Linked DNA regions of Mus musculus: region 1 is linked to region 2. A link is a contact called in ENCODE POLR2A ChIA-PET data. All regions are on one chromosome and are shown on one strand. The core of a region is the stretch at or near the end of the contact, and the rest is flanking DNA. Distances in the headings are between cores, read along the strand shown. Region 1 holds the start of Tomm7 (translocase of outer mitochondrial membrane 7). Region 2 holds the start of Kmt2e (lysine (K)-specific methyltransferase 2E).

Region 1 (5,159 bases), core at 887-3,386, 410 kb after region 2:
CAAATCACACTGGAAAACTCCAAAAAGCTTAAAGAAAGAGGAAAATGACACCTTTTCTGAAAGAGTAATTGAGAATATCTTACTTTATCTTCCACAAACTACTCTCTTGATAAAGCAAGCCTCAAGATAGAAAAGGAGGGAAAATAATTTAATATTATTTATCTACCTATTTAGAGCAATATACCTTTACTATTTAAATACAATTTAAACTCTGTTGATGATATATATTAATTTCCTGAATAAATGATTAACAGGCACACAGGCACATACACAGAAGTGCTGGGAGGGCAGCCCTATCAGCATCAATCTTAAATTCCCTACTGGATGCCATGACAAGCCCCAGGAAAGGAACCAATGTGAAGCATCCAGTTCTCAGACCCAAGATTCTGACAAGTAGCTACAGCTTCTAGCTATGGACATAGCTGTGCACAACTTTAACACATTGTTCAGAAGTTGAAGGCAGGAGGAGCTTGAAATTACAGCCAAGCCAGCCTAGGCTGCATGAAAGGGGCTCATCTGGCGGTGGTGGGGGCAGAGGTGTATCTCAAGAGGAGAGCCTAGTGCACCTGTAGTTCCAACTACACCATAGATGAGGCTGAATTGCGAGTTCACCCAGCCTTACCTACAGGCAAACTATGAAAATGGAGCGGGGCTCAAAGAACTGTATGGACAACCCGGCCTACAAAAGTAGAGCCAGCAGTGGGTGGTGGCGCACGCCTTTAATCCCAGCACTCGGGAGGCAGAGGCAGGCGGATTTCTGAGTTCAAGGCCAGCCTGGTCTACAGAGTGAGTTCCAGGACAGCAAGGGCTATACAGAGAAACCCTGTCTCGAAAACAAACAAACAAAAAACCCCAAGCAAACAAAAAAAGTAAGCTGTCACAATTATCTATCTGATACCTATATAATATCACTGTCTGAGATTTTCTTTTCTTTCAAAATAGAGGAGAAAAGAGCTGTATGTGACGGTGCAGGCCTGTAATTCAAACACTGGAAAGGTAGGGAAAAAAAAAAAAAGAGAACCAGGAGTTCAAGGCCAGCTTGAGCAACATGAGGCACTGTCTCATCAGTAATACTTAGGAACACCAAGAAAAATACTTGTCCTATCAAAATATCCAGGTTATCACAGCTCACATACTTCTCACAGGTACAACAGCTGCCTGGAGAAATGTCCAGCCTAGTTAAAGGCTCTGCCAAGACTACAAATGAATGTATTTTATCTTATATAATGCAAGTCATGTAAAACAAACGAGAAGCAGCACCTTGTGAGGGTCCTGCTTTAATGAGAAACGCCAGATTCCATATTAGAGCTCTGAGACCTGGAGCTAAAATCCTCTGCTGTTTACCTTACGGGATGAATAAGGCAATTAAGATAAAAAATTGTAAAACTACTCAACCAGGAACAGAACCAGTTCCAGAGTGTAGCCCTAGGTGAAAATATTTGCCTGGACACTTGGGCAAGGAAAGTACAACTTTATGGCTGTCTTTCCCTGCAAAATGGGGTCTGTAACTTTCGGGAGAAAAAAAAAAATCACCGAAATCCTTCATTATACAAGAAAAGCGTAGGCATCCAATGGTCACAATCATGCTTTTAGGCAGTGACGTTTTAACCTGGTTACCGTCTTCCCACTTAGGCTAACCTACAGGAGGGAAACGTTCTAAAAGTCAAATAGAGGATTAATCTTTCTTTAGGGGTCATATAAACCTAAAACCAATCTTGAAAGGTCTTGCTTTTATTTTACAGATTTAAGTAGGGAATATAAGGGATTGTGTGACTGGTTAAACACTACTCAAATAGCTAAAAGGAACTGGAAGATGGTTTTTCGAGCCCGGGCAGACAGCCTCGGAAATCGTGGACAACGCGGAGGCCGGGTTTAATTTCCTAGCCCCGGATGGCAAAAAAGGAGACTCAGACCCCACCAACCCCTGCCCTGCGGCTCCTCCCAAGTTCTTCAATCACTGACCCAGGTAAATCACGAGAGGAATAAAGCCCCAGCGGATGGCAAACTGGCCGCCCTTGAAGAGCTGCTGCAGCCTCTGTTTGGCTTCTTTGCTCAGCTTCACCATGGCGACGACGGACCAGCGGAACGAGGAGCCCAACAACCACCACCGTGTCCGGATCCCGGAAGGGAGAGGAGCTGCGCATGCGCCACGTGGGGCCTTTACGGCAGGAGTCGTGAGGCATCGCCGACAGAGGCCGTAATCCGTCGCCTTCCAGCAACCTAGCTCCGCCTTGCGGGTTCACTGCTCCCGCCTCGTTTTTGTTGTTTTATTGTTGGGACGAATCCGGCTTTTCCTGGAGGGGCGGGGCGGGAATTGTCTTTCCAGATAGGGGCTCCCTGTTTAAGACTTTGCTGCCCTTGAACCCATGGAGCTGCTACTGCATCAGCGTCTCGAGTGCTGGGATTCAATGCGCGCTGTTTGCTGAAGATTGCCAGACGCGCTCACTTGAGGCCTACTTTTTTATCTACAACTACCTTTATTTTTTTCCAGCATCTTTCCAGAGTTTTAAAGCACACATCCCAGCGATGATCTTTGAGAAAGAAGGAATGTTATTTTATATACTGTTCTGTTATCTTGGCTAAGTTCCTTACTATCCCAGAATCAGTTTCTTCTATGGCTGCTAAAACCGGACGTCACCGGGCACTCTTCCAGGTTTCCTTCTACTTTGCACCCGTTCTCTGTTTTTCATTTAACAACATTTTCAAATCTGGGAAGTTCGCGTGAAATCTGGGTTTATTTGTCTGTTTTTCTTTGACACTTCTGGCTTCTAGACTTACATCTCAAGGACTGCCAAGGAACTTAATGAGATCACTGGGCACAAGGGGTTCATGGGAGTTAAGCTACATTTTTACTATAAAGGAAGTTATAGACTTTTGTGTGTGAGAGTCCCAGAAAACTGCAGTTTACATCTGGGAAGGAGTAAAGTCAGATATGCTTAAGCCTTGAGTGTGGTCACTGTTTCAATATTCTTAGTTGAAAATAGTTCTGTATAAAAGGAGTACTGCCCCGTAACAGCAAATGCTGTTAAATGTCAGGGGAGTCTTTGCTCGGCTGGTGGGATTCTTCAGCCAGACGGGACACCTTTCACTTCCCATGTCTCCTTAATTCTGTCTTTCTCTCCTGCCCCACTGCATTCATCCTCAAAGAATACATTTTTATTAATACAATGCAATGAAAAAAAAAAACCAACAATAAAGAACATAGGTGTAGAAAATGCGACTCTAGGATCAGAAGTGCCAAGATTTTAGTCGAATTCTGCAATTGACTTGAAATAAGAAACTTGTGAATTGGCTGATCCCATAGCAAAGCATCTAATTAGTTCACCATGGTTACTAGGAAAGCAGTGCTCTGATCCTAAAATGCAGTGATGTAAATGAGCCAAATGAGAACAGAAATTTTTATGCATCTTGTTTCTCAAAATACTCTGTTTAGAAATACACAATAGAGGGGTTGGGGATTTAGCTCAGTGGTAGAGTGCTTGCCTAGCAAGTGCAAGTCCCTGGGTTCGGTCCTCTGCTCTGGAAGAAAAAGAAGAAAGAAGAAAGAAAGAAAGAAAGAAAGAAAGAAAGAAAGAAAGAAAGAAAGAAAGAAAGAAAGAAAAGAAAGAAAGAGAAAGAAAGAAAGAAAGAAAGAAAAGAGAAAGAAAGAAAGAAAGAAAGAAAGAGAGAAGAAGAAAGAAGAAAAGAAGAAGAGGAAGAAGAAGGAAGAAGAGGAAGAAGAAGGAAGAGGAGGAGAAGGAGGAGGAGGAGAAGGAGGAGGAGGAGGAGGAGGAGGAGGAGGAGGAGGAGGAGAAGAAGAAGAAGAAGAAGAAGAAGAAGAAGAAGAAGAAGAAGAAGAAGAAGAAGAAGAGAAGGAGAAGAAAGAAAAGAAAGAAATACACAATAGAGCTGGGCGTGGTGGCACACACCTTTAATCCCAGCACTTGGGAGACAGAGGCAGGCAGATTTCTGAATTCAAGGCCAGCCTGGTCTACAGAGTGAGTTCCAGGACAGCCAGGGCTACACAGAGAAACCCTGTCTCAAAAAACCAAAACAACACCACCACCAACAATAACAAAACAAACTAACATATTCAGCAAAGATCCTAATAGGAACACAAAGGCCAGAGAATCAGGGGCACTCAGCTCTTACTCACCTTAGCCATCTTTCAGTCACTTCTTTGTAAAACTGTTTATTATTATTATTATTATTATTGTGTGGTGTGTATGTGTGTGTTTGTGTGCATCTGTGTGGTGTATATGTGTGGTGTGTGTGTGTGTCTCTGTGTGTGTTGTGTGTGTGCATGCTGTGTGCTGTATATGTATATGTGTCTGTGTCTGCATGACTGTGTGGTGTGTCTCTGTCTGTGTGTGTGTGTCGGTGGTGTGTGTGTGTATGTATGTGTATGATGTGTGTGTGGTGTGTGTGTGTGTCTGTCTGTCTGTGAGGAATGATGTGTGTGTATGTACTTGTGTGTGTCTGTGGTGTGTGTGTGTGTGTGTATGTATTTCTGTCTGTCTATCTCTGAGGTATGTGGTATACGTATTTGTGTGTCTGTGGTGTGTGTGTGTCTGTGTGTCTGTCTGTGAGGTGTGTGGTGTGTGTGTGTCTGCCTGTTTGGGAGGTATGATGTGTGTGTATGTGTCTGTGTGGTGTATGTGTGTGTCTGTCATCCTGTGAGGTGTGTGGTGTGTCTGTCTATGAGGTGTTATTTGTGTCCTTGTAGTGAGTGGTGTCTATGTGTGGTGTATTTGTTTCTCTGTATGTGTCTCTTTGTGTGGTGTGTGTGTGTGTGTGTGTGTGTGTGTGTGTGTCTGATTGTCTGTCTGAGAGGTATGTGACATGTATGTGTCTGTGATGTGTGTGTCCGTGGTGTGTGGATATGTGTGGGTCTGTGGTTTGTGTGTGTGTGTGGTGTGTCTATGTGCATCTGTGGTGTGTCTGTCTGTCTGTGAGGTGTGTGGTATATGTATGTCTGTGTGGTGTGTGTCTGTGTAGGTCTGTGGTGTGTGTATATCTGTCTATGAGGTGTGAGGTGTGTGTGCATGTGTGTGCATGTGCATGTGTTTGTGTGTGTGTATACAAGCACATGCCATAGTGTACGAATGCAGCTCAGAGGAAAACTTTGAGATGTCTTTCTCCTCCTTCCACCCTTCCATGGGGTCTGGGATTGAACTTTT
Region 2 (5,576 bases), core at 2,632-5,131:
TCAGGGGCCTGGGTGAAACAAAGGGGATTTTCAAGTAAAGACTAGGCCTAAGTTAAAGTGGAATGATGTCTCCCTCTGAGTATCTCATTTATTCTGTGACTGTGTCAAATAGAGTAGCACAGGGATTATACACCAAAGCTCTAAGAACAGACAACGAACATCAATATTCAGGCTTGATTAAATGAGTTTTCAGTCTCACATTATCTATCATGTTAATAATATATAAGCTCTGCTACTAGAATGCCAATCTTCTGATCACTAAAACCCACAGCCAATAGAAGCTGTCACATTGACAGAACTAAACAAGGTTACTGCAAATTGAGTCTAATATCAGAGTAAACAATGCTCTATAACCTGGATAAGCTTCCAAACACATTAAGGTATCATAAACCCATCCATTTAAACCACTGACTTTTATACACTACTAGTAAATTTATAGATGAAACTGCCCTCTATATTTAATAGCATCCAAAAATAGCTTTTCTTCCCAGTCTTTGCAGAACTGTCTCGAGCATGGCCATCATCAGCTTCTGCCGGCCTGCTTGCCTACCACTATATTATCGTTTCCTCTCATCTAAACTCTGTTCAAAACAGCCTCTGGAAAAACTCGAGCCAGTATTTTTAGTTTATAGTCCATTAGGACAGTGTTTAATCTTATAATCTCTAAAGGAGTTCGAGTCCACCCAAGCTCTTATCAATTGTCTATCAGTGCGTTTGGTCACCATTATGAACAATGGACCAAAGCACGTGAGGAGTTTGAAGAGGCATGGAGGACACTAAAGCTGTCTTCCTGGACGTGGGTGGGAAGGGTTCCTCCAGACAGGAACAAATACACACGTCTACTTTGAGATGATAAGTATTTTAGCACCTCAGCAAATTTGTTGTTAAGATTACAAGTGAACAATAAATAAAAATAAAGGTTGTGTACTATTCTGTAATCTTTTTGAGATGACTTTGTGCTATCATGTCTAGCTCAAGAATTTGAAATGCCAGTTTAAAAAAAAGGTAAAGAAATATTAAGAGTTTATGAATTTCATGGAGTCAATAACTGGAAGGAATTTGGAAGCATACAAAGGATTCATCTCCATTTGCCTAAAAAATGGCCTCTTTCCCTTATTAACACAAACGGCTTCATATTTAGTTCTTTTTCTAAGGAAAAAAAAATGATGTTAGGATAAAGGAGCAAGGGAATTGACAGAGAAACAAAAAAGGTTATTCCACAATTATACAAAATGTCCATTTTAATAGATAAGCAGGAACAAAAAGCTTTGAATTTGTTAAACTCTTTGTAATACATAACTCCATTTAAAATACTGACTTTCGCTCATTCTCATTGTTACCTAATAACAAAAATGCTACAAACCAAATCTTGATTTCCAACTACAAAGAGTCTACCGCTAAAAATAAACATAAATTAACATAACCATGGCCCAGGTTAATGAAGTTTCTAGGCCTAGTAGGCATTCATTTTCTCTCAGCACCAAATACAGTGTTTTGTTGAAATAGTACCCAGGCAGAGCCTGTAATCCTAGCAATAGGAGGGTGGGCAGGAGTATGAGTTCCAAGCTAGTCTAGGCTATTAAATAGCAAAACCCATTCGAGCCCTCATTCCCATCCCTAAGTCCCACTAAAAATACGTTTTATGCTATTGCAAATGTGCTTTAAAGACGCAGGATAGAGAGCTTTAACGAATATTTACCAGAAGCATTTGTAATTCCATTTTTTATTTTTAAAAGGACGACAAAATGCAACGTGAAGTATAGAAAATGACCTTTCAGTTTCATACAGAACAAAATACTAAAATTACTAAGAATACTTATATTTGAAAAGGCAACCCTCACCAGTAAGATTACTTAAACTCTCTCACGGGATGTACAGACAGGGAGGGTAATGAACACAAAGAATCTAAGGAGAAGGTTTGACAGGGCCCTTCCGTTCAGACTGTGATGCAGTCCTTAATCGCTGTCTGCCTAGAAACCCTAAGTGTTCCTGGGTGTTATTCACTTGCTTTCAAACTCTGAGAATGCTGTAGTCTTCTATTCAGACCCCCCAAACTTTATGTTTTGTCTGAAATAATCAACACTCCTACCTGTGGTGCCTTCAGAGCCTAACCTGTCCTTGTTACCCATACCAGTGACACTCAGGGCCTCCTAGTTGGCTTACAGGAGGGAACTGCCACCTTACGTAAGCATACTTTGCAAGGAGAAAGGCAGATATAAGAAGGCGTCAAACCTTCTCCTCCACCAGTGGCTGGCACACCCCGAAAGGAGTGTCCTTTCAGGGGCTCCCCCCCCCCCCGCAGCAGTTCTGCTGCGGGGAGTGGGGGAGGGGAAGAGCTTTCAAACAGTCATCTCTTCCTCTTCGGGCAGCCAACGCCGACCGCACCACCATCTCCTCCGCCCAAACCCGGTCCCCTCCCCCGCCCTGCCTGGGTCCCCGCCAAACCCCACAGGAATGCAGCCGGTCACATGCGCTGCGGCGGCGGTGGACGTGCCTCTCCCCCCGCGCCCCAAGGAGACCCAGCGCCATCTTGCCCTGACGCAGTTACAAAAGTCACAGGAGAAATTGCGCCTCCACGGCCGCACCAGCGCCCCAAAGTCTCGCAGAGGCCGAGCCAGGGCCCTCACCTCGCGCAGGGAGAGGAGCAAAAGGTCGGGGAAGAGCCTTGCGACTTCCTTCGGCACTGCTTGGGTTCCACAGAAGACGCGGCGACAACGATCACCGTCATCACTTCTCACTCTCTGCCTTTGCAACAGCCACCCCCGACGACTCTGGCCCCACCCGCTGCTGCAGCATGAGGTCATCGTCAGCCAATCCCTACGCGCCCGACAGAAATCACCAGACGCCGATTGGCTGCCGACACCGCCTCTGCCTCTCCCCACTCCTCTTACGGAGCACCCAAGGTCGTGCTGCGGGCCAAGAAGACGGAAACCGCCATTCCGGGGAAAGGCCCCCAAAGCCAGATCCGTAATCGCTGTGTGATTTTAGTGGAGAACCCTGTTTTGTTCCTTGGCCTCCCCTTTTCGGTTCGAGAAACCAGCTCTGTCCCTCCCTCGTTTAATCACCGCCACACAAACGAACTCCCGCTCCCCGCCCAGCACACTGTCCCGCGGCGGGGAATCCTTCCCCGGTGCTAAGAAGTATAGGAGGCGGCGGCAGCGACTGCACCGGCAGCGGCAACGGCAGCTTTTACCCCATACACGGTGGCAGGGAGGCGGCGCTGACGATGGCTGCAATTTTTTCTGCGGCTTCTCCCCCCGACCTCTTGCGTTTCTCGCTCCTCCATCGAGACAGCGCGGGACTCGCCAGCTCCGCTTTTATCCGGTGCCCGGAGCCTGCGCACTGGAGCCTCCTCAGCCACTAGTGGGCGTCGAGTGACAATCCGACCGGGCTCACCCTGAGCTGGCAGGCCAGGCCGGGGGGAGGGGGCTGCCGGGACTGAGGCTGCTTGGGGGGTAGGAGCAAGTGCATCACCTTAGGAAGTGATGGGAGGGGGGTCGTCCCCGTCCCTGCTGTCATCCTTCTACCCACTAGTAGCATCCTCACGCTCACCTACATCCAGGCTTGAGGGCTACTCGGGGACAACGGGTAAAGAGCCAAGCCCACCAGCTAGCAAGACCTCCCCAACCGTCGGCGGATGGATGAATGCACCTGTTGTGGGAAAGACGGAGTGTCTGGCCAGCTCGCGGCCTCTAGCGTGACGTCTCCACGCCTCGGCGGAGAGGCCGCGTCGGGCCGCAGCCCATAACCAAGATGGCGGCGAGTAGCTTCGTCCCCTCCCCCCTGCCCCTGCGGAGCGGGGCGGGCGGGCCCCGTGCGCTTGCCGCCGCCGCCGCCGCCGCTGCCGCCGCCGCCGCCGCCGTCGCCGCCGCCATTTTCCCAGAGCGAGAAGCAGTGACACTGAGCGGGCGCAGGGGGCCGAGTCGGAGATCGAGCCTGCGTTCGGGAGCGGCAGCAGAGGGGGCATAGACACTCGGAGCAGCCTCAGCGTCTCCTCGTCATTCCTGCCGTGGCCCGCAGTGCCCGACTCTTGGGTTCCCACTGAAGACGCTGCGCGCTGCTGCTTGGGGAGGGGGTGTGGAGTCGGTTCTGCGACCGCAGTGGCTGTCGTCGGGGGTCGACCGAGCGCTGAGGTGTGGAGAACCTCGCCCGGGGTCGAGCCGATAACAGGGTTCGGGTGTCTGGTGTGTGACCATCACAGGTCAGTGCCTGTCGTGTCTGTGGGTGTCGTGGGGTCCACGGTGGGGGGACTTAGGGCTCTAGGGAGAGAGGGTCGCTGTCCTTCGGGAGCCGGGCGTCCACACTGAACCCCAGGCGCCTGTGCTGGGGCCACGTCGCTTGTGGAAATGGAATTTGTCCTTTCTCCTGCCTGTCCCTGGCACTGGGGCATTATGGCGGGTTTTGGGGTTGTGGAAGGGGAAACTGGCAGTTAAACCCCCTTGAGAGTGGGAGTTAGGGAGGGGGCGCCCTCCTCCCTGGTAGCGGATTCAGGCCTCCGGGGTGAGGAAGGAGGCTTGTGACTGGTGTCGGAGAGGTCCCGCGAGCTGCCAGCTCTCCCCTCCTCCAGCTGCATCTTGTTCGGGTGCAGAGAGAAGACGTTTAGGCCCCATTTTCTTCTTCCTGCCCTTGTTCCCTGCCATTCGGTGGCATAATGTTCTCTTAAATGTGAAAGGGGTTAAAAGAACGCCTTGGGCATCTCTCTTTGTAGGAGAGAGACCGCTCCTCATCCTCTCCGGAGAGGGTAAACCCGCCCCTAAGGTGGTCACCCCAGTCAGTACCCAGCCTTCGCAGTCTCCTCCCCCGCTCTTCTTGCCTTACTGCCGTCCTTTACTGTGCCAGAGCCTTAGAATCCACAATATGGCTCATTTCAGGAAAGCTTATTTTGACCGAAGGATTGGCACCGACGCGGTGGCAGCAGACAGAGATGAGAAACAAACGGTTCCCTGTGCTAAACGGGGGAGGAGGGAGAGAAAAAACAATCCTGGGTGCTTGCCTCACTGGCTTTAGTTCCGCCTAGATCCGCCCTATCTAGACTGTCTCTCAAGAATGATCAAATTTAAAGTCAAAGGGAAATCACTGGAGTTAGTTCTAAAGTAAATTTCGGTGTTGCTTATTTTATTCATCCTTTAGAGATGAAGATAATATATATGTGTTTGCAGTTCTGGAGACCTTGGAGAAGAATCAAGTGAGGTGCATTCAGCTCTAGGTTGAAGATAGCAATACCTAATTGGGAAACAGTCTCCCTTTCCCTTTAATTTCTGAGATGGAGAGTAAAAACTGTAATTTCCCTCTTTTGTCCTTTACAGATTCTAAAAATGGCGGCCCCAGGCTGATGTTGTGGTAATCTAATCAGCTCGGGTCCTCCACACCCCATGCAGTGCGTTTGTCTGCAGTGTATTACAAGCGTATTATGTTTACATGAAAAAGATTGGGCTTGCCCCCCCCTCCTCCAAGCCATTTACAAAAATTCGTCAATTTTATTGCAAATTACAGTGTTGTGTTATAGTTGATTAATTTTATTGGGTTTTCCTAAGAGGCAAATAAAACAATACCACTTTTGAAAACAATAAGACATT

The links. ChIA-PET counts read pairs that join two places held with the same protein, here RNA polymerase II (POLR2A).
Region 1: POLR2A ChIA-PET joins it to region 2 with 14 read pairs in embryonic stem cell. The contact joins the promoter of Tomm7 here to the promoter of Kmt2e in region 2. POLR2A ChIA-PET finds 5 or more read pairs at or near these places in 2 of 5 experiments (Patski and embryonic stem cell).

What each region holds. Positions count from the first base shown.
Region 1 is chr5:23,842,009-23,847,167 of GRCm38, forward strand. Tomm7 (translocase of outer mitochondrial membrane 7) reads right to left here and starts at 2,137. Exons shown (of 3, transcript NM_025394.3): 1 at 1,963-2,137. The coding sequence starts at 2,065.
Region 2 is chr5:23,430,583-23,436,158 of GRCm38, forward strand. It overlaps Kmt2e (lysine (K)-specific methyltransferase 2E), which reads left to right and starts at 3,882. Exons shown (of 26, transcript NM_026984.2): 1 at 3,882-4,201. 5031425E22Rik (RIKEN cDNA 5031425E22 gene) reads right to left here and starts at 2,754. Exons shown (of 3, transcript NR_165300.1): 1 at 2,628-2,754.